5 separate regions of the Mus musculus genome follow, and regions 2, 3, 4 and 5 are each linked to region 1. Evidence: chromatin loops called from intact Hi-C (ENCODE). Cell type or tissue: heart. All regions are shown on one strand. Region 1 holds the start of Selenom (selenoprotein M). Region 2 overlaps 8430429K09Rik (RIKEN cDNA 8430429K09 gene). Region 3 overlaps Limk2 (LIM motif-containing protein kinase 2). Region 4 overlaps Limk2 (LIM motif-containing protein kinase 2). Region 5 has its middle 30 kb from the start of Gm39567.

Evidence for each region. Peaks named below come from ENCODE experiments on the same cell type or tissue, not always from the same donor. Only the 100,000 strongest peaks of a DNase experiment are listed, where the experiment ranks them.
Region 2: it touches region 1 in a loop (2.4-fold over the local background); 4 of 42 quality-filtered maps call a loop at or near these places.
Region 3: a loop joins it to region 1, with 8 times the contacts of the local background. A loop is called at or near these places in 14 of 42 quality-filtered maps.
Region 4: a loop joins it to region 1, with 2.8 times the contacts of the local background. A loop is called at or near these places in 5 of 42 quality-filtered maps.
Region 5: it touches region 1 in a loop (2.2-fold over the local background); 2 of 42 quality-filtered maps call a loop at or near these places.

What each region holds. Positions count from the first base shown.
Region 1 is chr11:3,511,687-3,516,686 of GRCm38, reverse strand. Selenom (selenoprotein M) reads right to left here and starts at 2,003. Exons shown (of 5, transcript NM_053267.3): 1 at 1,614-2,003; 2 at 391-426; 3 at 167-201. The coding sequence starts at 1,742. In heart, a CTCF peak has its summit at 2,044 (motif pointing right); DNase peaks (open chromatin) are centred at 341, 616 and 1,866; H3K4me3 peaks cover 1,917 bases; H3K27ac peaks cover 1,532 bases.
Region 2 is chr11:3,453,920-3,458,919 of GRCm38, reverse strand. All of the region lies in intron 1 of 8430429K09Rik (RIKEN cDNA 8430429K09 gene), which reads right to left. Among named protein-coding and RNA genes, the nearest start is that of Rnf185, 3.5 kb to the right of the region's middle. In heart, a CTCF peak has its summit at 2,376 (motif pointing left); a DNase peak (open chromatin) is centred at 2,369.
Region 3 is chr11:3,384,948-3,389,947 of GRCm38, reverse strand. All of the region lies in intron 2 of Limk2 (LIM motif-containing protein kinase 2), which reads left to right. Among named protein-coding and RNA genes, the nearest start is that of Gm51879, 13 kb to the left of the region's middle. In heart, a CTCF peak has its summit at 2,703 (motif pointing left); a DNase peak (open chromatin) is centred at 2,687; H3K27ac peaks cover 989 bases.
Region 4 is chr11:3,344,825-3,349,824 of GRCm38, reverse strand. Limk2 (LIM motif-containing protein kinase 2) reads left to right here. Exons shown (of 16, transcript NM_010718.4): 12 at 1,166-1,231; 13 at 2,077-2,251; 14 at 2,718-2,773; 15 at 3,433-3,590; 16 at 3,941-5,000. The coding sequence ends at 4,085. Among named protein-coding and RNA genes, the nearest start is that of Gm12592, 16 kb to the right of the region's middle. In heart, a CTCF peak has its summit at 2,552 (motif pointing left); DNase peaks (open chromatin) are centred at 1,104, 2,544, 3,274 and 4,674; H3K4me3 peaks cover 779 bases; H3K27ac peaks cover 2,378 bases.
Region 5 is chr11:3,600,734-3,605,733 of GRCm38, reverse strand. No RefSeq gene overlaps it. Among named protein-coding and RNA genes, the nearest start is that of Gm39567, 30 kb to the right of the region's middle. In heart, CTCF peaks have their summits at 2,792 (motif pointing right) and 3,639; DNase peaks (open chromatin) are centred at 2,863 and 3,583.

The DNA.
Region 1 (5,000 bases):
ACTAGTAAGCTCTCTTCCCTCCTTAATTCTAGACTTCCTCAGAATCCTCCGAAGAGTTAATATCAGCCTCTTTGGTAGACGAACATCATTTTCTATCTTTGAAAAATATCGAGGCTTCTCCCAGGTGCCTTCCCTATCCCCTCCCCCCACAACAGGAAAAGGATACTACAGTTGAATGTCCTCGGTGACAAAGGCCTTCACCTGGGGAGGAACCATAGCATTAGAGCACAGGGCCTCAGACCCTATAGACATGGACGATGAGGCCCAGTCAGGTCATATACCAAGACAGGTCCAGTCTCCTGCCTCACAGTACAGGGATTCCCACCAGGCCCCCAGTCAGTGACCAGTGCTCCTTATTCCCTAAGAGGGACTCCCTTCCTTCAAACTCACCTCCTTTAGGCGATTCAACTGTCATCCTCCACAGGTCTGGAGAGAGAGAGAAATGGGATAATAAACCAGGAGTCCTTCACAGGCTAGCTATACAGCCAAGACTATGCCGTCCTTTACACTGAATTGGGTCAGGCAGTGAGCGTAAAGAGAAGCATCAAGGTGTGGCAGTAAAGTCCTGTGAGCAAGAAGACCTCTGTACAGGTTGGGAAGCTCAGGCCTAGAGCCACAGGTAAAGAATGAGGGAGAGAAACCAGCCATGGGTCCCTGTCTGCATGTTATTGATAGCTGACCAATGCCCAGGAGACATGGGTTACGGCATTCTCCCTGTTGTCGGTAGAATTCTAACCCTGGCCTTTGGCCCTTGAGACGAAAGTCAGACTAGAAGGGAACAGCTCAGAACTACCCTAAGGGCCCTGTTAGAGGCACCTGCCATCTGGTCCCTACCCCACCCCATGCAGAGGCAGCCCTGCCAGCCACCTGTGGTTCAGCTTCAGGAACCATCTGGCTGATCTTCCCTAACTTGGGAGTATGGATGGTCCTTCTCTATTCCTGATGGGAGGCCGCAGCCCAACAGGAAGTCCAGACCTCCCTATTTCAGGCCTCCCTTACACTTCCTTTTGTTAATTTTTTTTTAAATTAAAAATAAACCAGCTAAGGCCCATGAAGAGTCTGCAAACATAGGAATCACTTAGGAAGACTCCAGGGGAGTCCTTTGGCCGGCAGGTGGTGGTGGTCCAGGGTGGCTGTGGACTGTTGGTATCTCATTTCCCTATCCTCTCCTCCAGCTCCAGCAGAGTACAGTGAGGGGAGGAGCTTAGGTCTTTTCTCCCCACCAGAAGAAAAGAGATTCTGGAATGCCAGGCACTAAGTCTGGGTGGGGGGAGAAATAATGGGGAAAGGTGAGGTTATCCTTAGAGAAGGTGGGTTCTAAGGGGCCAGTTTTCAAAAAATTATAGCCAGAGACCCACGGTAGGGCCAAGCCTGGAGCAGAGGCAAGGGTTCAGAGTGCCAGGCCACAAGGACGAGACTTCTTACTTCCACAGTAGATGCTGTTCATCATGCGGCTGGGAAATAAAAGGAATGATTCCCGGGCCGTGCAGGAGGGAAAGGGGGGGGGGGTGTTTCGGGAATTCTGGTATTCCTGAGGCCGGACTATATTCTTGGGATAAGGGGCAGCAAGGTTGTGGAACTGTCGTACTAAGGTTGGGAAAAGGCGCACTCACCTCCACCCGCCCCCTGGCCAGGCCTCGAAGACGGTTCCAATCCGGTCGGTAGTTGGTGGTGGAGGTGGCTGGAGCCACAAGGGCTGCAAGAAGCAGCAGCAGCGACGGCGGCGACAGTAGGATGCTCATCTGTGCCTGGCAGGAGACGTTCCGCAGGCTGCACCCAAACTCGGCCGCTGCGCCACGTCTGGCCCGCAAGCTGGCCCCGCCCAAGCCAAAAGCTCCGCCCAGCCATAAACCACGCCCCCAGAGCTAGAAACAGCCCCACTGACATCCCACCCAAATCGGGTGGTTGCCTCCCACTAACCCCCATCCCTGTCTCAGCTACTCTCTGGTCCTCCAGACTTCATGTTCCCAGTTCTCACAATCTCCATATTGCATTTGCCCACTAAGTGTGAAACGCTCCCGCAGGATGCCAGGAGACAGCACTACTTCGCGTCACCAGAGGGCGCAGGAGGTTCGCAGATGGACACAAGGATTTCTGGGTCAGAGAGTTAAGATAAGGAAGCAGGAACCTAGGAGATCTCCTTTATACGCTTTTGATGTCTTTGAACGAAATTCCGATCAAAGCTTCAATTCCCCAAAGCACACGTTGTAAGCGAGGACCATTACCTACGCCCCGCTCAAGAAAGCTCAGAGGGTAAAAGCGCTTGTTATGACAGCCTGACTCCTGAGTTTTATCCCTGAAACCTAAAAAAAAGTGAAAGAAAAACAGCAATTCCCACAAGTTGTGCTCTGTCCTCCACAGGCGTCCCCAACCGCTCACCATGGCATGTCCGTGCCTGTACAGGCACACGCGGTGCACACACACATATAATAATAATAATAAATATAAATTCTTACAAAGGAATACTACCTATCCTTTTTTACCTAGAAAAGGCTGGGAGGGTTAATATACACAATGCATCTCATTAGAACAGTATCTGGTCAGAGATGGTACACACCAATCTCCTACTGTCCTTGAACTCAAAGCAATACTCTTCACTCAACCTCCTGAGGGCAGGGTGATTAGGACAGACTCTGGCTGTGTTACCTTCCATTATTAGCTCTTCCCCTTCCTCATCACAACGGCCCCCTCCAGCAATGAACTCCGTTTTGCAGATTAGGAACTGTTTCAGAAATGTAAAATAGGCCAATTCATAGATCTGGATTTGAGCCCCAAACACCTCTGTGGATCATCTCCCTGGACCAAGGAGGAAACAGGTGGCACTCCATGTCCTCATGCCTTCAGCAGACACAGCAAGTACAATCAGTTTTTTGTCACCCTGGATTTAACCAGTCTCAAGTTGGAAATATTAGGAAGTAAAAACTGCCTCTGTACTGAACATGTACAGACTCTTTTCTTGTTGTTATTCCAACCAATAGAGCATTACAACTATTTATAGCATCTGTATTGTATTAGGTGTTATAAATTATCTAGAAATGATAGAAAGTACAAGATCAGGCCACACGGGCTTTAGGAAAATACTAAGCCATTTTATCTATGGATTTGAGCATCCTCATATTTCGAGTTTTGGTATGGAAGTGTGCCCTGGAACCAATCCCTGGCAGACAGCAAGAACACGCTGTGCCCTTTCCCACAGGATTCAGAGAACCTTGTCAACACTGAGCCAACGCTGCTTGTGATCCAAGGTATTTTTACCTTTCTGGGCTTATTCCACCACTTTTAAAATGCGCATTAAAAATGGGGCGGGGAGAACCATCAGCAGATAGTTCCATGACTATAGGCACTTGCTGCCAAGTCTGATGCCCTAAGTTCAAGTCCCAGAACCCATGACAAAAGGAAAGAAGAGACTCCCACAGATTGTCCTCTGACCGTCGCATGTTTCTAATATCAAGCACTCACAGACAGACAGACAGACACACACAAATGAATAAATAAACAAATATAAAAATATTGGTGAGATAACTTAACATGTAGAATCAATTGTTGTATAAGCATGAAGACTGAGTCTGGATTCCTACACCAGTGTGAAAAGCCAGCCATGATAATACAAGCCTGTAATCCTGGCCCTTAAGAGACAGGGCACGAGGATCAGAATTCAAAGCCATCCTCAGAGGGGCTGGAAAGATGGCTCAGCAGTTAAGAGGACCGGTTGTTCTTCCAGGGGGCCCACGTTTGATTCTTAGCACCCACATGGAAGCTAACAACTGTCTGTAGTTCTCATTCTAGGGAATCTGATGCCTTCTCCTGGCCTCTACAAGCACCGGGGGAATGCATGTACTGTTCAGACATGCTTGCAAGCAAAATCTCCATGGACATTGTCTTAGTCAGGGCTTCTATTCCTGCACAAACATGACCAAGAAGCAAGTTGGCGAGGAAAGGGTTTATTCGGCTTACACTTCCATACTACTGTTCATCACCAAAGGAAGTCAGGACTGGAACTCAAGCAGGTCAGGAAGCAGGAGCTGATGCAGAGGCCATGGAGGGATGCTACTTACTGGCTTGCTTCCCCTGGCTTGCTCAGCCTGCTCTCTTATAGAACCCAAGTCTACCAGCCCAGAGATGGGAGATGGTCCCACCCACAAGGGGCCTTTCCCCCTTGATCACTAATTGAGAAAATGCCTTACAGCTGGATCTCGTGAATGCATTTCCTCAACTGAAGCTCCTTTCTCTGTGATAACTCCAGCCTGTGTCAGGTTGACACAAAACTAGCCAGTACAGACATAAAACACAAATAAAAAATTTAAAAAGTAATCTTCCGTTTCATAGTGAGTTTAAGACCAGCCTAAACCTATGAGAACCCAACTCAAAAATAACACACACACACACACACACACACACACACACACGGGCTAGAGAGGCAGCTCTGGCATTAAAAGCATGGCTTTATGTTCTTCTACGGTACAATTCCCAGCATCCACATGGTGGCCCACAACCACCTCTATCTAAGTCAGGTTCCAAGAGATGCACTATAAGATGCCCTCTTCTGGCTTCTGTGAGCACTGTACACAAACATACAGACAGACAAAACATCAGTACACATAAAACAAACCTAAAATACCACACACATAATACATAGATACATATATTCATGCATACATGCACACACACACATAGAGGATTTTAGCTGTGTATGATGGTTCACACTTGTAATCACAACACTCGGGGGGCAGAGGCAAGACAATTGGCTCAAGCTCAAGGCTACAGAGAAAGACCCTTCTACATCTCCTTCACATTGGCTTGATTGTTAAGAGTTTGAAACAAGTCAGGCAGTGGTGGCACACACCTTTAATCCCAGCACTTGAGAGGCAGAGGCAGGCAGATTTCTGAGTTTGAGGTCAGCCTGGTCTACAGAGTGAGTTCCAGGACAGCCAGGGCTACAGAGAGAAACCCTGTCTCAAAAACAACAATAACAACAGCAGCAGCAGCAACAACAATAACAA
Region 2 (5,000 bases), 58 kb after region 1:
ACAGTAACAGCAGATGCTCCCAGGGGGCCTTGGACTGTCCCAGAACTATGGACTTTGATGGGTTAGAACAGTGGCTCTCAACCTTCCTAATGCTGAAAACCCCTTTATGTTGTAGTGACTCCCAGCAATAAAATTATTTTTTTCCTGCTTCACAACCGTAGTTTCGCTGCTATGAACTGTCATGTAATTGTGCTTCCCTATGATCTTGGGTGACCCCTGTGAAAGGGTCAACTGACGCAGACATGGGTCGCGACCCACAGGTTGAGAACCACAGGAGTTTGCTCGGGCTTGGCAGGCGGTGCTGCCTCTATGTTGGGTCCCATGAGTGGCACTCCCTTCCTGGTGTTGGCTGTGCTAAGGTCCACCTGTGAGTGCCTGGGAAGTCCAGGTTAATGTTTTATTTGAGCCTGTCCTCGAGTCCATGTCACTTTGTTTTGCAGCATCTTTTATCTACTTTATTTTTTCCCTTCACACTCAGGCCCAACCATTAGCAATCAGTTTACCAAGCACTTGTTGAATAAGCTGAAGATGCTATTGGGAAAACAACCTGAATGCCAAGTAAAGCTACAGTCCTTATATATGCCATGTGAAACAGTATTTATTAACATTAAACTTCCGTCCATATGTAAATGCTATTATTAGTCTCAGTACTGTTCATTAAAGCTCTTCTGCATTCCTCAGCTCAGGATGCAACTTTAAACCATGAACATCTTGTGGCCATGTTCCTTTAGTCTCCTTTAGTCCCTGCTTTTTCAGCACTTGGATAGCTATTTTGTAGTAGTTGATCCAATGTTTTCTTCTGAGATTTGGCTATGCACTTTGGTTTTTTGGGGGTGGTGGTGGTGATGGTGGTATAGAGGATGAGCCTCAGAACTTCAGGAGTGCTACGGAAGAGCTCTGTCACTTAATGACACAGCAATCACACAGAAGTGATGTGTGCCCTGCTCATTGTATCTTATCAGGAGGCTTGTGATCGCTGCATGACCCATTGAGGAGATGTTGACATTGGTTGCCTTGATTAATTTGTTCTTCTGGACCAAGAGATTATAACAGTACGAGTTTTGCATTGTGGTGACTAATTGGTGAGAGGCACATCTGTGTAAGTATCCTGTTTCGTTTCCTCACTCCTGACCTTCCAAATCCTATTTACTACTTGCCGTTCTAATAAAAGGAGAGGCTGCAAGTTTCTCTTCTCCTTGTTTATTCTTTTCTTTCTTTCCTGTGTGTGCTTTGCTTGTTTTTGTGTATATAAGTATTTTGTCTACCTGTGTGCTGTGCACCATGTGCATGCCTGGTGCCCATGGAAGCCTGAAGCAGGCATCAGATTCCTTGGAACTGGAGTTACACATGGTTGTGAACTGCCATGTGCATGCTGAGAGGTGAACCCAGGCCCCATGGAAGGGCAAGCAGTGCTTTCAACCCTTGAGCCAGCTTTTGAGGCAGTATCTGTAGCCCAGCTGGCCTTGAATTCGTAGTTCTCTTGCCTCAGCCTTCCAAGTCCTGGGATTATGGCCATCATGGTCTGTCTATCTTTCTCTGTGTGTGTATATATATGAACACGGGGTGTGGCTGCACATGCACTAGCACATGTGTTCATATAGGCAGAGATTGAACTAGGGTTTCTTTAGAGGAGTCATCAGCATTACTATTAGTAGTTTTTCGAGACAGGAAAGTTTCTCTGTGTAGTCCCTGGCTGTCCTGGAACTGGCTCTGTAGATCAGGCTGGCCTTGAACTCACAGAGATCCTCCTGTCTCTGCCTTCCGAGTGCTGGGATCTAAGGTGTGCACCACCACTGGCCAGCTCAGGGGATGATTTTTAGAGGTCACTTCTCTCCTTCCATTATGAGTGCCAGGCATCAAGGTCAGCTCGATGGGCTTGTTTAGCGAGTGCCTTTGCTGGCTGAGCCATCCCACCAGCCCTTCATTATTCTTCATCAGGGCCCTCACAGCAGCTAGCCAGCAGACTCGGGGATCAGCCTTTCTCTGCTTTCCCTAGTCCTAGCACTACAAGCAAGAGCCACTGAAGACTGAAGTCACCATTGATGAGCCATTTCCCTGGCCCCTTTGTTTGCTTCTCTATGTCACTAAAAACTCATGGATTCTCTTGCTGGTTCCTGGCGGCTGGAAGGTGAGCTGTTCTCTTCTATCCTGCCCTCCCTGCCAAAAAAAAAAAGTTCAGAGATTTACTGTCTTAAAGAAGATGCAGCTGATGAGCCAAGCACAGCATCTGGGAGAGGAGGGAGTATCCTGAAGCAGGAGAGTGTGGTGCTCAGTAGTTTAGAGCACTCCTTTTCTCCCAGAATTGGGTTCAATTTCCATCACTCACATGGCAACTCACAGCCATGTGTAATCCAGGCCCAGGGGATCTTCTGCCCTCTGCTGGCCTCCATGGATACTGCATGTAAGTGATGCATACTAAACATGCAGGCAAATGCTCATACCAGTATAATTCTTGTTGCTGTTTTGGGTTTTTGTTTTGTTTGGCTTTTTTTTTTTTTTTTTTTTTTTTTGAGACACGGTTTCTTTGTATAGCCCTGACTACCCTGGAACTTGCTCTGTAGACCAGGCTGGACTCAAACTTAGTGACCTGCCTGCCTCTGTCTCTGAAGTGCTGAGATTAAAGGTGTGCCCCACAGCTTGGCATAAGATAAAATTTAAGAAGTGTGGTGGGGGGAGGATTGTAGGGAGTAGTGGGAGAGAGAGAGAGAGAGAGAGAGAGAGAGAGAGAGAGAGAGAGAGAGAGAGAGAGAGAGAGAGAGAAAGAAAGAATATGAACCTCCCAAGATACCAGCAATGGACTTTGCCATAGCAGAGCCAGGAATTTATGTGGGTAGGAACAGATTTGTCTCTGCACAAAATAATGGCCACCGTTGTTCATATTGTTGTGGGATCCGCTTAGATCCAACATAACTCAATACCGAGTCAGTACAGATGACACAAATTTAGTGTAATCAAGCCACTACTGACCCATTAGGGCCACAGACCAGACTTGGGAGCTGAACTGTGACCTTGAAGGAAAGTTGTACAGCATATTTAAAGGATGGAAGCATAACATGACAGGGGCAGGGTGGGCTGGAGCACTGTCTAATTATATTTTGACATAAGGGGTTGAGCAAGGGAGCTTCCTGCAATCAGGATGGGAGTTGGCTCCTAGGCCTGGGAATATGAACTTAGTTGACTCTGCCAGCCAGATGGAGAAGCTGTCCTTGTGATGGCTGGACTCAAGCAACTGTATCCTTACAAGTTGTCTCTGAGATGGCTGGACTCAGACAACTGTCTTCTAACAGAGGCTGTTCAGCTGTTGGGAAGTCGCCAGTTCCCATAGTTTCCCCTATGATTAAATGGAATCTGAAAACAAAATGGCAGTACTTAGGACTGCTTGTCCCTAACATTCTGTGCCAAGAATCTGGATGGATGGCAACATATAAGGGAGGCACAGGGGAGAAAGCCCAGTGAGTCAGCTATACACGGAGGGACACCTCTCTCCAGGCTGTTACTATGACATCATAGGGAAAAGTGACCTTCAAACACAAGATTTTTGGTGGAGAAGCCGGCGGTGCTATGTGGTGATGTTAGGGTGGCATCTGGGATGAGAGACTTCCACATGCATCTGAGAAGACTGAGCAGCCTTCGTGAGCCCGCGTTCCAGGGAAAGGGACCTCCAGACTGGATGGACAGCTGGAGAAAATAAACCACTGTACAGATGTGAAGCTGGAGCCGCGCTGTCTGCTCGCGTGATGACGTCATTTCAGAAAGCACAGATCAGGAATAGGCTCAGAATAGGATTCCAGAACAGGGGCCAGATAGCTCAACGGTCCCGAGTTCAAATCCCAGCAACCACATGGTGGCTCACAACCATCTGTAACGAAACCTGACTCCCTCTTCTGGAGTATCTGAGAACAGCTACAGTGTACTTACATATAATAAATTAAAAAAAAAAAAATTCCAGAACAGAGCAAAAGGCTTCCTCCTTGCTACACCCTCAGAGACAGGACTTTTGAGGGCCAGGCCACAGTACTTAGAGACTCACATACTGAAGCTTGTGTTGTCAGCGGGTGGAAATCAGGATATAGGTCCTAGCAGCTGGAACTGCTGGCAGTGTAAGCACGACCCCAAGTCATCTGAAGGGGCTTCAGGACTCTAACTGCCTTTGGTCCCTCGGTGATTAGAATGGCCAGAAGTCCCCAGAGGGTACTGAGGAGTCCCCAGGACCTCCAGCAAGCCAGTCCACTGTGCTTTGCCTTTGGCTAGCACAGCTCCCCAGGGACAAGGTAGGGACTCAGGTCTTGTCCTGACTCAGCCTGGTAAACTGTACTGGGATCCAATGTAACAGGAGATAACAACAATAGCAACAACAAAAGATACATCAAGATTAACATGGACAGGAAGTCAGTTTGTAGAGAAAGGGCTGTAAGAGACCATGCACCAGTATGGTGGATACTTTTTAGGGACTTTGCTCAGCTTACTAGCCCACTTCCATTCTTGGGTAGTTTTGTTTTTTTATATGTATGAATGTTTTGTCTAGAAGCATATATACTCACATGTTCATGCAGCACCCAGGGAGGCCAGAAAAGGGTATCAGATCCCATGAAACTGGAGTTAGGTAAGGTTGTGAATCACTATGTGTGTGGTTCCTTGGAATCAAACCTGGGTCCTCTGGTTCCCCGTCTTCACAGCTGAACCATCTCTCCAGCCCGTTTTCACCTCCCTCCCTTCCTTCCTCTCTTCTCTCCCTCTCTCTCCCTCCCTTCCTCCTACTCTCTGTTTTTTGTTTTTGTTTTTTTGAGCTGGGTTTCTCTGTGTAGCCCTGGCTGTCCTGAACTTGCTTTGAAGATCAGGCTGTCCTGGAACTCACAAAGATCTGCCTGCCTCTGCCTCCCAAGTGCTGGGATCAAAGGTGTGCACCGCCAATACCACCTGTCCTTTTCCATTTCTTGATAAGTTGTCTAATTTTATTCCATGCCTAGTTTAAAAGGTGTGACCTTTTCTCCATCTTCTGG
Region 3 (5,000 bases), 130 kb after region 1:
CCTTCCCACAGGTCCCGTTTAAACTGTGTGCCTCTGGCCTGCTTTCCCTTTCTTTTCTCCCTTTCTCTCTCTCTCTCTCTTTTTCTTTCTTTCATCTTTTTTTTATTCTTTGTTTTTGTTTTTTTGTTTTTTTTAATTTCTTTTTTTTCCCTTCCTTCCTTCCTTCCTTCCTTCCTTCCTTCCTTCCTTCCTTCCTTTCTTTCTCTCTTTCCTTTTTTCCTTTTTTTCTTTTTTCTTTTTTCTTTCAAGACAGAGTTTCTCAGTGTAACAAGCCCTGGCTGTCCTAGACTCACTTTGTAGACCAGGCTGGCCTCGAATTCAGAGATCTGACTGCCTCTGCTTCCCAAGTGCTAGAACTAAAGGCGTGCGACACCACTGCCTGGCTTTGGCCTGCTTTTCTTTTCATCTAAATTGAATCTAAATCTGGAGCTGTTCTCTGAAGCTCCTGGCCTAGGCCCCTCCTGGGGTCAAGAGTGGAATCAGACAGAGCACATGTTCAACACAGCTGAAGTTAGCCTGTGGAACTGTGAATGGTGGCCCTACTGTCCCATCTGTCTGTCTTGTTCCCCTTCCCTCCCCTTCTTTTTTTTCCCTCCCCTTCTTCTTTTTTTTTTTTTATTTTTAATATAAGATTTATTTATTTAACGTATGTGAGTACACTGTAGCTGTCTTCAGACACACCAGAAGAGGGCATCAGATCCCATTACAGGTGGTTGTGAGCCACCATTTGGTTGCTGGGAATTGAACTCAGGACCTCTGGAAGAGCAATCAGTGCTCTTACTCACTGAGCCATCTCTCCAGCCCTCTTCCCTTCTTTTTAATACCTTCTCATATCCCAGCTGGCTTTGAACTTGTGCATGTAGCTGAGGACGAGCCTGAACTTTTCTGATCCTCTTTGCCTCCCCTTACATGAGTGCTGGGACTATAGGTGTGTGCCACCAGGCCTAGCTTATGCTGTGCTGATTGAGCAAGAGTTTTGCTGCATAGAATGCAAGCATTCTGCCAACTGAGCTACACTCTAGTCCTTTTAAAATTTTGAGGTAGAGTTTTGCAGTGTAACTCAGGCTAGCCTCAGAATCCTTCCAGTATCCTTAGCTTTGGGACTACAGATGTGCATATCCTAACCTCATCTAGCCTCTCGAGGATTTTGTTGTTTACATTGTTGGGGATTGGACCCAGGGCCTCACATACTGGGCAAGGTGTTTGTTCTACCACTGAGCTGAGACTCTGGTCCTTATAGAATTCTATCTTGAGACCAAGTTGTCCAAGCTATGCGCTTCTCAGGCTAATCTCAAGTTTGAGACCCTGCTGTGTAAGCCTCTGGAGTAGCTGGTTGTCAGGATGTATCACCACAACCTGACTTCTTGTTTCCCAGTGGCTGCTACTTCTGCTTCCTCCTCCTCCCCCTCCTCCTCTTTCTCCTCTTCCCCTCCTTCTCCTCCTCCTTTTTTAAAGATTTACTTATTTTATATATATATGTGTGTGTGTGTGTGTGTGTGTGTGTGTGTGTGTGTGTATGCAGTCTTCAGACACACCAGAAGAGGGCATTGGATCCCATTGCAGATGGTTATAAGCCACCATGTGGGTGCTGGGAATTGAACTCAGGACCTCTGGAAGAGCAGTCAGTGCTCTTTCCAGCTAGTGGTTGCCTTTTATGGGGAAGTTTAGCCTTTTAAGCGGGGGTCCTAGAAGAAGGAGAAACTGCCTGTCAGTCTTCCACAGCCCTGAAGGGAACTGCTATTGTGGGATCTGGCCCCTAGCTCCCTTAACAAAGGGAACCTACCACCTCTAGGGCACTGGTGACTGTCTGGCCTCCTTTCTCAGGGTGATAAGCACAGACTGAGCTGTATCTTATAAGAAGCCTTTGTCAGTGTCTGTCCTCTGGGGTAAGGCAAATGCCAGTGGAAGATGGTCCCATCAGGCGCACACTGTGTCTGCTCCATTTGTGAGTCCAGCAGGGTGCAGCAAACAGAGAATCAGAAGCTGTAGGATAACAATCTACTGGCAACGGGTACCTCGGAAGTGCCAAGCCATATTAATTGTTCCCATCTAGGTGTGGTATCCTAGTTACAGTTCTGGGAACTACAAACATGCCAGATACGGTCCTTACTGTTTTACAAGCAGTCGCTTATTTACTCTTGAAGATAACTCAGTAAATGAGTTACTTGTTTTACCTACTTCAAAATAAGCATCCAGGATTTTTCATAGGCACCTGTAATTTAACACTTTGAGAGGCTGCATCAGGGTGATGTGAACCTGAGGCCAGCCTAGGCTATACAGTAAGACCTTGTCTCAAAAGCACATGCCAGAACCAAGCCAGGTATGGTGCTTCTGCCTGTAGTCTGAGCACCAAGGCAGTGGGATCATGGATTTATGGCTGCCAAGCGAGAGACCCTGCTTCAAAATAAACAGACACACAGATGTAAATAACAATAAAGCTAGAGAAGTGAGAGTTACCTACTAACATTGCAGAGCCAGCTAAATCTGAACCCAGGCTCCTGTGGTTGTGAGTCTTGGCATGCTGTCCTGTATTATGGGCGTGTCATTTAACCCCATTTCTGCTTCTGCAACGTGAGCCATGCACTTGCTAGTGTCAGATAACCTTGAAGTCTTCTTGCCATCCCCAGTGCAAGAGCGCTGTCAACTCCATGCCTTAGGTTCCTGCTGGCAGGCTGTGGAGCCACTCTGCCCTCTGCTGGTCACTGCTGGTGCTGGCCCAGGCCTGAACTGCCTGTGATGTCTCAGGAAAAAGATTGTTTATCCAGTTTATCTCTGAGGAAACCACAAACAGGCGAGCCACTGAAGCTGGCTGTTGAATGCTGACTGGGGCCTGCCTGACAGAGAGGAAGGACAGACACCTCTTCCCGTTGGAAACTCTGGGATGTGGCAGCATGTGACCTCAGTGTGCTTTAACCTTGCACTTTGCTTTGCTTGTAGACTTTAGGCAGGCAGAAGGGAAGAGGTGGAGGGAGGGGGCGGGGCAGCTATCTTTGAGCTCACAGATTGGTCTTCCTCTGCCACTAGAGTGCTGAGATTAAAGGTACGCAACACCAGACGCAGCATACCTCGAACTTTCTAGGTAACTAAGGATGACTGAATGAAGAGATCGTGGGGGTGGCACATGCCTTTAATCCTGGCATTCAGGGGGCAGAAGCCAGCGTGATCTACATATCCAGTCCAGTCAGGTATATGTAGTGAGACCCATTTCCAAAAATAAAAATAATAAAAAAGCACTCTGAAAATTCCACAGTGGGTATAGTGCAGAGGCACAGTGCTTGCTTCTCATATCCAGTGTCACTGCTTGACTCCATGAGTCCTCTGCTGGTGAAGGCGCTGAGATTAGGCCCTACTGGGGATGCAGAGGTAACGTTCTAGCCCAGTTCCATAACTGACCCAGAAAGCCAGGGACAGCAGAACCCAACATCCCTGACTCTGCACTGCAGTCTGACCTCCATTCATTCTGGCTCCTGTGATACGTGCTCTTAATGATGTAGCAGAGAGGACAGCCTGGTTGATCAGTCTGTTCACAGGCTCCTCTAGCCTTCATCCTGCGTGGCCTCCCAAGTGGGCCATGTGGGTACAAGTGTGTGGGTACAAGTGGCTGTGTGTCTCCAATCCAGAATCTAACTCGCCTGCCTCTGAGTGCTAGCATGAGCCTCATGCACACAACCTCATATGATGGCTACACCAAAAATATTGCATAAGGTTACCTTTAGGCTGAATGTAGCAGGGTAGCATGAAGCATAAATGAACTATAAGCCTATAAGATTATGTTCATATTCCACGAAATTGAAAACTCTGCAATAGTTCTGAGCCTGGGCATTTAGGTTGCGGGCTACTTAGTTAGTGGTGGCAGTGGTCGTGGTGGTAGTGGAGGATAGAGGATATGGTTATGGTATTGGCACAGAAAAGTGAATTAGTGTTCCTGGACAACTGTTGGAGTCCAGCTGAAGGGACTTAAATCACAGCTTCCTGCTTTATGCAAAGGGCTGTCTTAGTTAGGGTTTTACTGCTGTGAACAGACACTATGACCAAGGCAAGTCTTATAAAAAAACAACATTTAATTGGGGCTGGCTTACAGGTTCAGAGGTTCAGCCCAGTATCATCAAGGTGGGAGCATGGCAGCATCCAGGCAGGCATGGCACAGGAGGAGCTGAGAGTTCTATGTCTTCATTCAAAGGCTGCTAGTGGAAGACTGACTTCCAGGCAACTAGGGTGAGGATCTTATGCCCACACCCACAGTGACACACCCATTCTAACCAGGTCACACCTATTCCAACAAGGCCACACCTTCAAATAGTGCCACTCCCTGGTCCAAGAATATACAAACCATCACAGGGGCTAATCCCCACCAAGGAGAGCTCTGCAGGTTAAAATCGGTTGTACATGCAAAGTTCCTCACAACCTCATCCACAATCTTCAGCTTCCTGTGCCAGGATTGTCGGCCTAAACCATCACGTCCGGCTTTGTCACTTTTGGCTTCTTGGCTTCTATGACATCCACACACGCTCTTGTTTCCCTCCAGCCTCTTTGGTCATTGCAGGTTTCTTTTTCTCCCAGGCCTGTGGTGAGGCCCTGTGGTGCACTCCTCTCCCTGAACACTCTGATTCCTGCTGTCCACGACACACAGACCCTGAAGTGAGGGCCTCCTGCCCCAGCGCCCCTCTGAGCTCTAACCCAGCATGTCCTGCCAACTACCTAACACATCCCTTTTGTCGTTCTTATATTTTCAAATGGAGTCTCACAGTATTGCCCAGATTGTTTTCAAGTAATCATTGTGCCTCAGCCTCCTAAGCAGCTGGAACTCACAGGCAAACACTGCCATGGCCCACTTTAGTATGTCATTCAGATATCTTCTAGATACATTAGACTCAATTGGGACTTGCAATGGTCTCCCTTAAACTGGCTCCTCACCCACTTTAACCAGACTTCCAGAATGACAGACATCACCATCCCACATCTGCCTGTGTCACAAGTGTCCTTGGTGCCTCATGCTTTAT
Region 4 (5,000 bases), 170 kb after region 1:
TCTAGGTGAGGCGGGAAGGAGGACATGTATTCTAGGTGAGGCGGGAAGGGGGACATGTGTTCTAGGTGAGGTGGGAAGGGGGGACATGTGTTCTAGGTGAGGCGGGAAGGGGGACATGTGTTCTAGGTGAGGTGGGAAGGGGGACATGTGTTCTAGGTGAGGCGGGAAGGAGGACATGTTTAGGTGAATGCTGAAGAATGAGCCAGTAGTAGACTAAAGTTCCTATTGGGTGCATTGTGGGAATGAGTCTAGCCATCCTCACAACTAGTGAAGCACAGTGCCTGCTGTGTGGAGCAGTCACTTCGCGGAGGGAGGGGCTGCACCCAGGATTGTGCTCATTCCTCCAGGAACCTCTGTTCACAGTGAAGAAGTGAGGTAGAAGAGGAAGGGCTGGGTCCTGGGCTTGCCAGGAGTTTGCCAGAGGTCACCCAGCTCTGTAAAGAGAAAGTGAGCCAGAGCTGTGCAGGCAGCGATGGCCAGCACAGGAGAAGATGGCTCTGCAAAGGGATGGCCCTGTGGGGGCTGGAACAGAAGCAACACACAGGGGTCTCAGGAAAGAGGGTACATGGGGGAGGTATGACAGCCTTTGAGGAGGGGTTGGCAGGCAGCCAGGCTGGGTTACAGCTATAGGAAAAACTCTGTGGGCCTAGGAACAGTGAAGTAGTACAGGGGGCTAGGAAGAGGGCAGTGTCACCTTCCCCATCTACGGGGAAAGGAAAGACTGAGAAAGTAAGCTCCTAAGAGTGACACGGGAATGTCTAGTAAAAATAGTTTAGAAATGGCTGGACAGGAAGAGGGAGGGGCTGAAGTACAGGCAGAGGAGGAGGGTGTGTCAGGGGAGGTGAGTCAGGAGGTCATTGCTTTCCCAAAGGGGCTAAAGCCTGACTCTGGAGGGGCCAGGGGGAGCAGTGTGTTTGAGGGTGCTCACTTTAGATTGCCTCAAGGATGGGAGACTCAGAGGCCAGTAGAGGTGGAGACAGTGGGAAAACCTGGGCAGGAACTGGCAGTTTTCTGTTGGTGTTAGGACACAAGCGTGGCTTGGGGGTGGGGATGGGAAGCTAAACAGGCTTGGCCTAGAAGACAGGAGTAGCTGGGACTGGGGGAGGGGCAGCAGGATGGGCGTGGCCTGGGCCAAGAGGCTCCATGGCTCCTGCTTCTGTTACAGGCCTATTTACACTCCATGTGCATCATCCACCGGGACCTGAACTCACACAACTGTCTCATCAAATTGGTACGTCCCACTGTGCTGGCCTGAGATGCCTGGGGCTATCCCTCTGGCTTCAGACCAAACACACCATCTATAGGATCTATTTTGGGCTTTCTGCTACCTTCAAGTGCCTTTTGCCATCCCCATCTTATGGAAGCTCTCAGATACACACATGCAGGAACAATTTCACCTCCCCAGGAGCAGCCCTTGAGGTGATTATTATTAGAAGGGATTAGCTCTCCTGTCTGGCAGGCAGGAGTCTGGGTGTGGATGGGGGCTGAATTCCTTGTCTGTGAAGAGCTCTTGCCTTGGAACAGGCCCCTAAAACAGTTTGCTGATCCCACTTTACAACGTGGACGGGCTGCAGGGTCTTTAATCCACATAGGTAGCATGGGGCCAGGGTTCCTCAGACAGCCCTTAGTTAGAGTTGTTCCAGCATTGTGTCTCCTGCCAGCTTCCCTCTACAGTAGTCCCTCTTCACACCACTGCCCCATAGCTCCTCCCTTTCCCTTACTGCCTTTGCCTGACCTTTTCTCTTAACCTATTCTGGCAACTACAAGTCCTTGTTAGGAACAAGACAAAGGGCTGAAGATAGACAAGAAATCCTAAGTCACCTGAAGTGCACTCTGCAGGTCACTTCCCTGAGGCTCCTCCCCCTTTAGTTTGGAATCTGTGGGCAGATACCAGACTGAAAGAAAAAACCAACAAAGGCCCAGCCACTGCCTCCCAGGAGAACTTTCTGGTGTGACTCTCCTCTCCTCTTCACTCCCCTTGAAGGTGGCCTCTCTTGCCTTTGCCTACACCCCAGGGACAGGTTAGAGAAGCCCCCCCCCCCCCACCGGGTCCTGACCTAGCCCTTGTCCTACTAGGACAAGACAGTGGTAGTAGCCGACTTTGGGCTGTCACGGCTTATAGTAGAAGAGAGGAAAAGGCCTCCAGTAGAGAAGGCCACCACCAAGAAACGCACCTTACGCAAGAGTGACCGCAAAAAGCGCTACACTGTGGTGGGAAACCCCTACTGGATGGCCCCCGAGATGCTGAATGGTAAGTTCAAAATCCATGGAGGGAAAAGAGCCAGAGGGAAGACAGAAGCCATGTCTTAAATTAGGTGCTGTAAGCTGGGGAGGCCTGTGACAGGGACAGGCACTCAGAGGAGGCCGATGATCTTTCAGGCTTGGCCAGGCCAGGCCTCATAAACTTTTAATCACAGCTGGGAAAGCAGCAAGCCATCCTGGGTGGCTGGTAAGCTCTAGGGATCTTTTGTCTCCAAATGGCCCAGGCTGTTCCGAGTTCTCTAGCCTTCGCCTTCCATCTCCAGATCAAGAGCTGAAGTATGGTGCCCCCTGGTGGATGCTGGCTAACCCTGGCTCATGGTCAGTCTAGATGATCCTGAACCTGGGTGTAGTTCTTTATGACACTCAGTCAGTGGCCACCCTGGGCACCTTTGGGGCTGCTGAAGCCCTAGTTCTTGGCTCTGCCACCTGAAAGCTGCTTCCCTCTCTTCCCCAAGGCAAGAGCTACGATGAGACGGTGGATGTCTTCTCTTTTGGGATCGTTCTCTGTGAGGTAAGCTCGGGCTCAGATACCCGAGGAGCCCTCCCTCCCTCCCTGAGATCTGGGTTTCTCTCTTACAAGTGAACAGTTTGCCACAAACTCAGTGGTTAGGCTGCAGCCCAGCCCAGTATCTCTCAAAGCCCTGAGTCACGTAGACACATTGAGAACCTTTTCTCACTCTTACAAAATTATAAGGGACAGGAGAGACACACGATGGTTAGAATAATTCAAGTATTTTTTACGAAGTAGCTTCCTTCAGTAGACTGCAATAGAATATCTGTCACCTATAGAAAATTAAGGTGATGGCAGCCAAAGGGTTTCAGACATCAGTCAAACCCAGTCCCTCCCCTTGTAGAGCCTTGACCCGGAACCTTGACCCGGTAGAGGACATAGCTGTAACGGGATATGGGCAGGGTAGGGTAAGTGGAAGCTTCTAGTTTTCAGGTACCAGTTACCAGCATTGCTTCTGCTGCAGGGAGGCCTCTTCTGAGCCCTCCTCAGTATCCGGACTCTAGAGAGGGGTCTAGATTAGCATGGGAAGGGAGGTGGGGCACAGGGCTGCCCCTCTAACTTGAGGTTTTGCTGCCCTGCGTATCTGTCTATAAGAGCAACCCTCCCTCCTGTCTCTGGCCTCTGTAGTCCTTCCTGACCATCCCTCTTTTTGCCTGCAGATCATTGGGCAGGTATATGCGGATCCTGATTGCCTGCCCCGCACACTGGACTTTGGCCTCAATGTTAAGCTTTTCTGGGAGAAGTTTGTCCCAACAGACTGTCCCCCAGCCTTCTTCCCCCTGGCTGCTATCTGCTGCAAACTAGAGCCTGAAAGCAGGTTGGTGTCTCACCTCTTCCTCCCACCTTACAGCACTCTGGCCCGAGACGCTTGCTTTAGATCAACCCCTGCCCTTCCCTGGATGAGCAGTTGAATCCTTGAGCGCCAGAGTAAACTGCTAAACCACTCAAGCCCCTGACATCTCCGACAGCCACATTAGGGAACAGGGGCAGCTCAGAAGCAAGGGGGCTGGACAAGATAGAAGAGCAGTGGGGTTTGGTTTTGTTTTGTTTTTAAAGAAAATCTGGGCACGGTGTGTGGATCCACAATAGAATGTGTGGAATGAATGGGGCCATGGGTTCAGTTCTCAGCTCTGGATGCTCACGTCTGTGTGTCCCTTCTCTCTGCAGACCGGCATTCTCAAAGCTGGAGGACTCGTTCGAGGCGCTCTCCCTGTTCTTGGGGGAGCTGGCCATCCCACTGCCAGCAGAGCTGGAAGACCTGGACCACACTGTGAGCATGGAGTATGGCCTAACCCGGGACTCGCCACCCTAGCCCTGGTCCCTCCCCCTGCAGGGGGACATTCCACAGCCAGCATTGCCCCCTCTGCACGCTGTCCTTGCTGTGAGCAGGACTGCCTAGGTTTCCTGTGGATTGAAGGCTTGCTTAGAGGCACAACAAGCCATCCCTACTACCTCCCCAGGAGGCACTTGGGTGCAGGGAAAAAAATTCTCCGCAAGTTTTGGGGGCCTAGTTTCTATCTGTAAATCCAACACTCACCTGAAAGCTGTGAAGAGGATAAAAGAGCCTGGATTATAGACCAAGAGTCTGTTACTCGGGACTACTTGGGACCTCTGTGGATTGAGATTCTGGGAGGCTGTAGCTTTACACTAATCAACATGATCTGGGCCTGCTGGGCAAGATGACGGAGTGAACTGGCCTGAGGGCTCTGGAGTCTGGCTCAGCAAGGTGCAGGACTTGAAGCGGTAGTATGAGTTACAGAAACGGGGAACCTTCAAAGCATGTGAAATGACAGTAGCGATTTCTCCTCCATCCCAGGCCATGCCCTTTGGAGCAGGTTTTAAAGAGTCTTAGTATGTGGTAAAACCTACAGAATCCAACAAAGGACTGGTCTCTGCTCACAGCCCAGGGACCACATCAGTGCATGGGGAGTTTCCACTTCAGCATCCTGTCTCAACAAGCAGTCACTCACAAAAACACCAAAGAAACTGGGGCTGCAAACAGGCCCTGCCCTCTAAAAGCCCTGTATCCAGGCTGGTGGGCTCAGTCAAAAGCTCAGCATGTTGCCTAACAGTACATGGGTTCTGGATGCCAGCCTGGTTTGCCTCAGACTTTGGGTCTAAGCAGAGAGAAGGGGGTCCCATCAATTTCTTTGCACCCTTGTGGCAGCTACTGCACATCCTCTAGAATGTCTGGGCCAGGCAGCAATGTGGGACAGGCATTGGTGGC
Region 5 (5,000 bases), 89 kb before region 1:
TGGAACTCACTCTGTAGACCAGACTGGCCTCGAACTCACAGATATGCCTGCCTCTGCCTTCAGAGTGCTGAATTAAAGGCTTGTGTCACATGGGCTATTTTCTTATACCACCTAGCAGTATTTGCCCAGAGTTGGCACCACCTGGAGTAGGGTAGGCTCTCCCAGGGTCTCAATCACTAAAAAAATGTCCCTGCAGGCCATCTTACAGAGAGGATGTCCTTGATTGAGTGCCTCTCTTCCTAGGTGACTCTAGCTTATATCAAGTTGGCAAAAATAGCTATCACATAGTCTCTGAGCCAGAAGATAGCTTCCTGTGACCCTCAGAAAAGAATATGGAAAATCTGTAAGCCAGGCATGGTGGCACACCTATAAGCCTAACCCTTTGAGACAGAAGCAGGAGGACCTCAGAAAGGCAGTCTCACAGTGTAGCCTAAGCCTCAGACCATCACAGACAAAAGCCTACAAGCCTGTGCGTGATGCTGCTTATGCACAGATGAAGGTGCACATCAGCACGAAAAACCAGGCCCCCAGACCTGGCCAAACACCTCTAACTAAAACCTGTAGCCAAATGTTCATAGACGCTTCATCTGCCATTGACAAAGCCCAGAAGCAATCTAGTTGAGTCCAAAGAAGTAAAGAGGGAAGAGCCATACAGAAGAATATTTAGTAATATAAAAAATTAGCTACTTAACCATAAGAAGGAAGAAGCTAAAAATCTCATTGCTAAATAAGAAAAGCCAGTATGAAACAAAACAAAACAAAGCAAAACAAAACAAAACACAAACTACAGAGATGCTAGAATGACTAATAGATGCCAGGAGCTCCAGCGGAGGGATGAAGCCTAGCAGACTTTTAGAGCTGTAAGAGTATTCTGTATGATGCAGCAATGGCAGATAAAATTAATTATTGTACTTATCAAAACTCATACAACTATATGAAGAGTCAACCTTAAAATTAACTCTTTAGAAAATTTTAAAGAAACATTTAGAACTTGGGGGATCCTATGAAGAGATTCAGATTGCAACAAAAGAATTCCTATGAGGGCTGGTGAGATGGCTCAGTGGTTAAGAGCACCAACCGCTCTTCCGAAGGTCCTGAGTTCAAATCCCTGCAACCACATGGTGGCTCACAACCATCTGTAACAAGATCTGACACCCTCTTCTGGAGTGTCTGAAGACAGCTACAGTGTACTCACATATAATAAAATAAAATAAATAAATCTAAAAAAAAAAAAGAATTCCTATGAATATGTGCAACCACTTCACTGAAGGAGACTGGGCTGAGGGCAGGGCACTGACCAAAGGGGAAACATTTACTGAGTGAATAGCATCTGTAGAGGTTAGAGGACACAGGCAGGTTGCTGGAGGTGATGGAGTTGTTTCCTATGTGGGTACAGACACTGCTATGCATGTATAATGGAGTGGGATAATTGTGCAGCATGGGGTGGGAGAGAACGTTCTTAGTGTTGGAGTAGAGGTTCTCCGTTATCAAGGTGACAAGGCCAGGATGAATGGCGTTAAGGACTAGAGTTGATGAATCAGTATGGACCAGTATGAACACGGGTCAAGCTCAACACAGGTGTGGATGGTTACATGCAGAAATGTTTTCAGGAACAACATTATGAACTAACCAGTACCCCGGAGCTCTTGACTCTAGCTGCATATATATCAAAAGATGGCCTAGTCGGCCATCACTGGAAAGAGAGGCCCATTGGACTTGCAAACTTTATATGCCCCAGTACAGGGGAACACCAGGGCCAAAAAGGGGGAGTGGGTGGGCAGGGGAGTGGGGGTGGGTGGATATGGGGGACTTTTGGTATAGCATTGGAAATGTAAATGAGCTAAATACCTAATAAAAAATGGAAAGAAAAAAAAAAGAAATGTTTTCAGACCCACCTATGCATAGTGGTTACTAAAACATATTTTCATTTGCATGCTGAGATAGATTTAAAAAAAAAAAAACCCAGCAGCTGGGTGGTGGCGGCACATGCCTTTAATCCCAGCGCCCATGAGGCAGAGGCAGGTGGATTTCTGAGTCCAAGGCCAACCTGGTTTATAGAGTAAGTTCCAGTCCAGCTAGATCTACACAGAGAAACCCTGTCTTAAATAAAACAAACAAACAACAAGCCAGTAACCACGACACTTTCTAGTGCTATTCCTAATGGTTCCTGCCACTGTTCTTCAGAAAGCCATGATTCTCTTTGGAGAAATGGCTGATTCTAAGACTGAAGCAGGCCATAGGTAACATGAACCTGAAGCATCTTCTAGAGCAAGAAAGTAACAAAATGCTTTTGTAAAAGACAGAGAGGAGTTGGAGAGCTGGCCAGATGTGGTGGTACACACTTTTAACCCCAGCACTCCGGAGACAGAGGCAGGCAGATGTATGTGAGTTTGAAGCCAGCCTGGTCTACATAGTGAGTTTCAGGACAAGCCAGTGGTATGAAGAGACCCTGTCTCAAAAGAAACGGGACATGGCTCAGTGGTTAAGAGCATTCCTTGATCTTGTAGGAGACCCAGGTTCAATTCCCAGCATCTGCAAGGCAGTTTGTAACTGCCTATAATTCCAGTTCCAGGGGATCTAATGCTGTATTCTGACCTCTGAAGGCACTAGGCACACACATGGTACACAGACATACATGCAAGAAAATACCTATACATAGAAACAAAATTTAAAATTAAATAATAAATGTATGCTTTGTGCTACTTTATTGAGAGAAAGAAGGCTAGAGGGGAAAGGGAGTGTCAACCGATATCTCCAACCAGCAAAACAGCAAAAGCAGCCAATACAACAGCAGGAAACAGCAGCAGCAGCAGGGGAGCAGCAACAGCAGGGGGAGCAGCAGCAGCAGCAACAGAGGGAGCAGCAACAGTAGGGGGAGCAGCAGCAACCACAGGGAGAGCAGCAGCAACAGCAGGGGAGCAGCAGCAGCAGGGGGAGCAGCAACAGGGGGAGCAGCAACAGTAGGGGGAGCAGCAGCAACAGCAAGGAGAGCAGCAGCAACAGCAGGGGAGCAGCAGCAACAGGGGGGAGCAGCAGCGGCAACAGCAGGGAAGCAGCAGCAGGGGGAGCAGCAGCAGCAGCAACAGGGGGAGCAGCAACAGTAGGGGGGGCAGCAGCAACCACAGGGAGAGCAGCAGCAACAGCAGGGGAGCAGCAGCAACAGCAGGGGAGCAGCAGCAGCAGGGGGAGCAGCAACAGTAGGGGGAGCAGCAGCAACAGGGGGAGCAGCAACAGTAGGGGGAGCAGCAGCAACAGCAAGGAGAGCAGCAGCAACAGCAGGGGAGCAGCAGCAACAGGGGGGAGCAGCAGCAGCAACAGCAGGGAAGCAGCAGCAGGGGGAGCAGCAGCAACAGCAGGGGAGCAGCAGCAGCAGCAGGGGGAGCAGCAACAGTAGGGGGAGCAGCAGCAGCAGCAACAGGGGGAGCAGCAACAGTAAGGGGAGCAGCAGCAACAGCAGGGGAGCAGCAGCAACAGGGGGGAGCAGCAGCAGCAACAGCAGGGAAGCAGCAGCAGGGGGAGCAGCAGCAACAGCAGGGGAGCAGCAGCAGGGGGAGCAGCAGCAGCAGGGGGAGCAGCAGCAACAGCAGGGGAGCAGCAGCAGGGGGAGCAGCAGCCACAACAGGTCTTCATGGGGCTCTCACATTTATACCCTCACCAGAGCTCTCAGAATGCCAAACATAAACTATCTGCAAAACCACAGCCCTCCTAGAGCAGGAAACACTCCTAGTCAGCGGCTGTGGACAATCTGAAGCAACCCTAGATCCCATACCTGGAATTAAAACAAAAACATGCACAGAACATGACTGGGGTTTTAAAGAAACCAAAATTCTCACCACAAATAGATACATAATGGATATATAATAAGTATAAATAATAAACAGACAAATATATATAATATAAATAAATACATTTCAAAATATTTAAAAACCATTTTAAAATGTATAAGCTTGGTCATGGTGGCACACACCTATAATCCCGCACTTGGGAGGCCAAATCCAAAGGCCTTTTCGGTTACATGGCAACTTTGAGGCTAGTCTGAGCTACACAGAAAGACTATCTGAAGATAAAGAATAATAAAGAGAATTTAAACATTTTACTAAAAATATTACAAGATCCAGCAGAAAAAAAGCTCCCAATATTAAAAACAGAAACAATTTTAGCAGCAACAACAAAAGAATCAAGCAGCAGCTCTTGAGGTGTAACTCAGTGACAGAGCACTTACCCAGCATGCAAGAGGCTGCATCTAAGTCCCAGAGGTGAGGAAAAGAAGCGTTGGACTATAAGACAAAGTCTAAAATAAATTCATTTACGAGTGACGGTTGTAAATGAATAGAGAACAGACAGAGCACTCAGAGGAGAGAGGGATGAGCAGTCTACCCTAAGTTTACGCTCACAAAGACTCTGGAGGTGTAATAGGGTAAGGTTCTGAAGGTACCAAACTGGATCTAGAATAGAGAGTTGATGACCAGTGTTGTATAGAGAGGCCCAGGGATATCTAAGGCCACAGCAGCTATCTGGAAAGAGTGACAGAGTGCTCCCCCCAACTCCAGAGGGAGCACAGCACCACTGATGCCTTGACTTCAGACTTCTAGCTTCCAAAATTGTCAGAGGATAAATTCTGATGTTTCAGGTCTCTTGCCAGTTTGTTATAGTTGCCCCGGGGAAGGATCACCAAGAGAAGTCTAAAAAAATTTGAAAATACCTTGATCTCAAGGAAGGGAGCGCAGTGCTCCCTCAGGGGTGTAGTCAGTGCATAGAGGCTTCCTCCCAAAGCATACATTAGGGAAAATGAAAGGAAACAAGGAGGCTTACACCAGAGCCCCTGGCAAGCACTGCATCAGTCTTATAGCTGGGACGTGAAGCCCTGCCTCACAGGGAACATGTACTAAGAGCCCAGTCCACAACCGATGGGATTATTTTGAGAGGTTCTGGGAACTTTAGGAGGCAAAACTGGCTGAGTAAAGTAATCACTGGGTGTGTATTCTTGGGGGCTATATCTT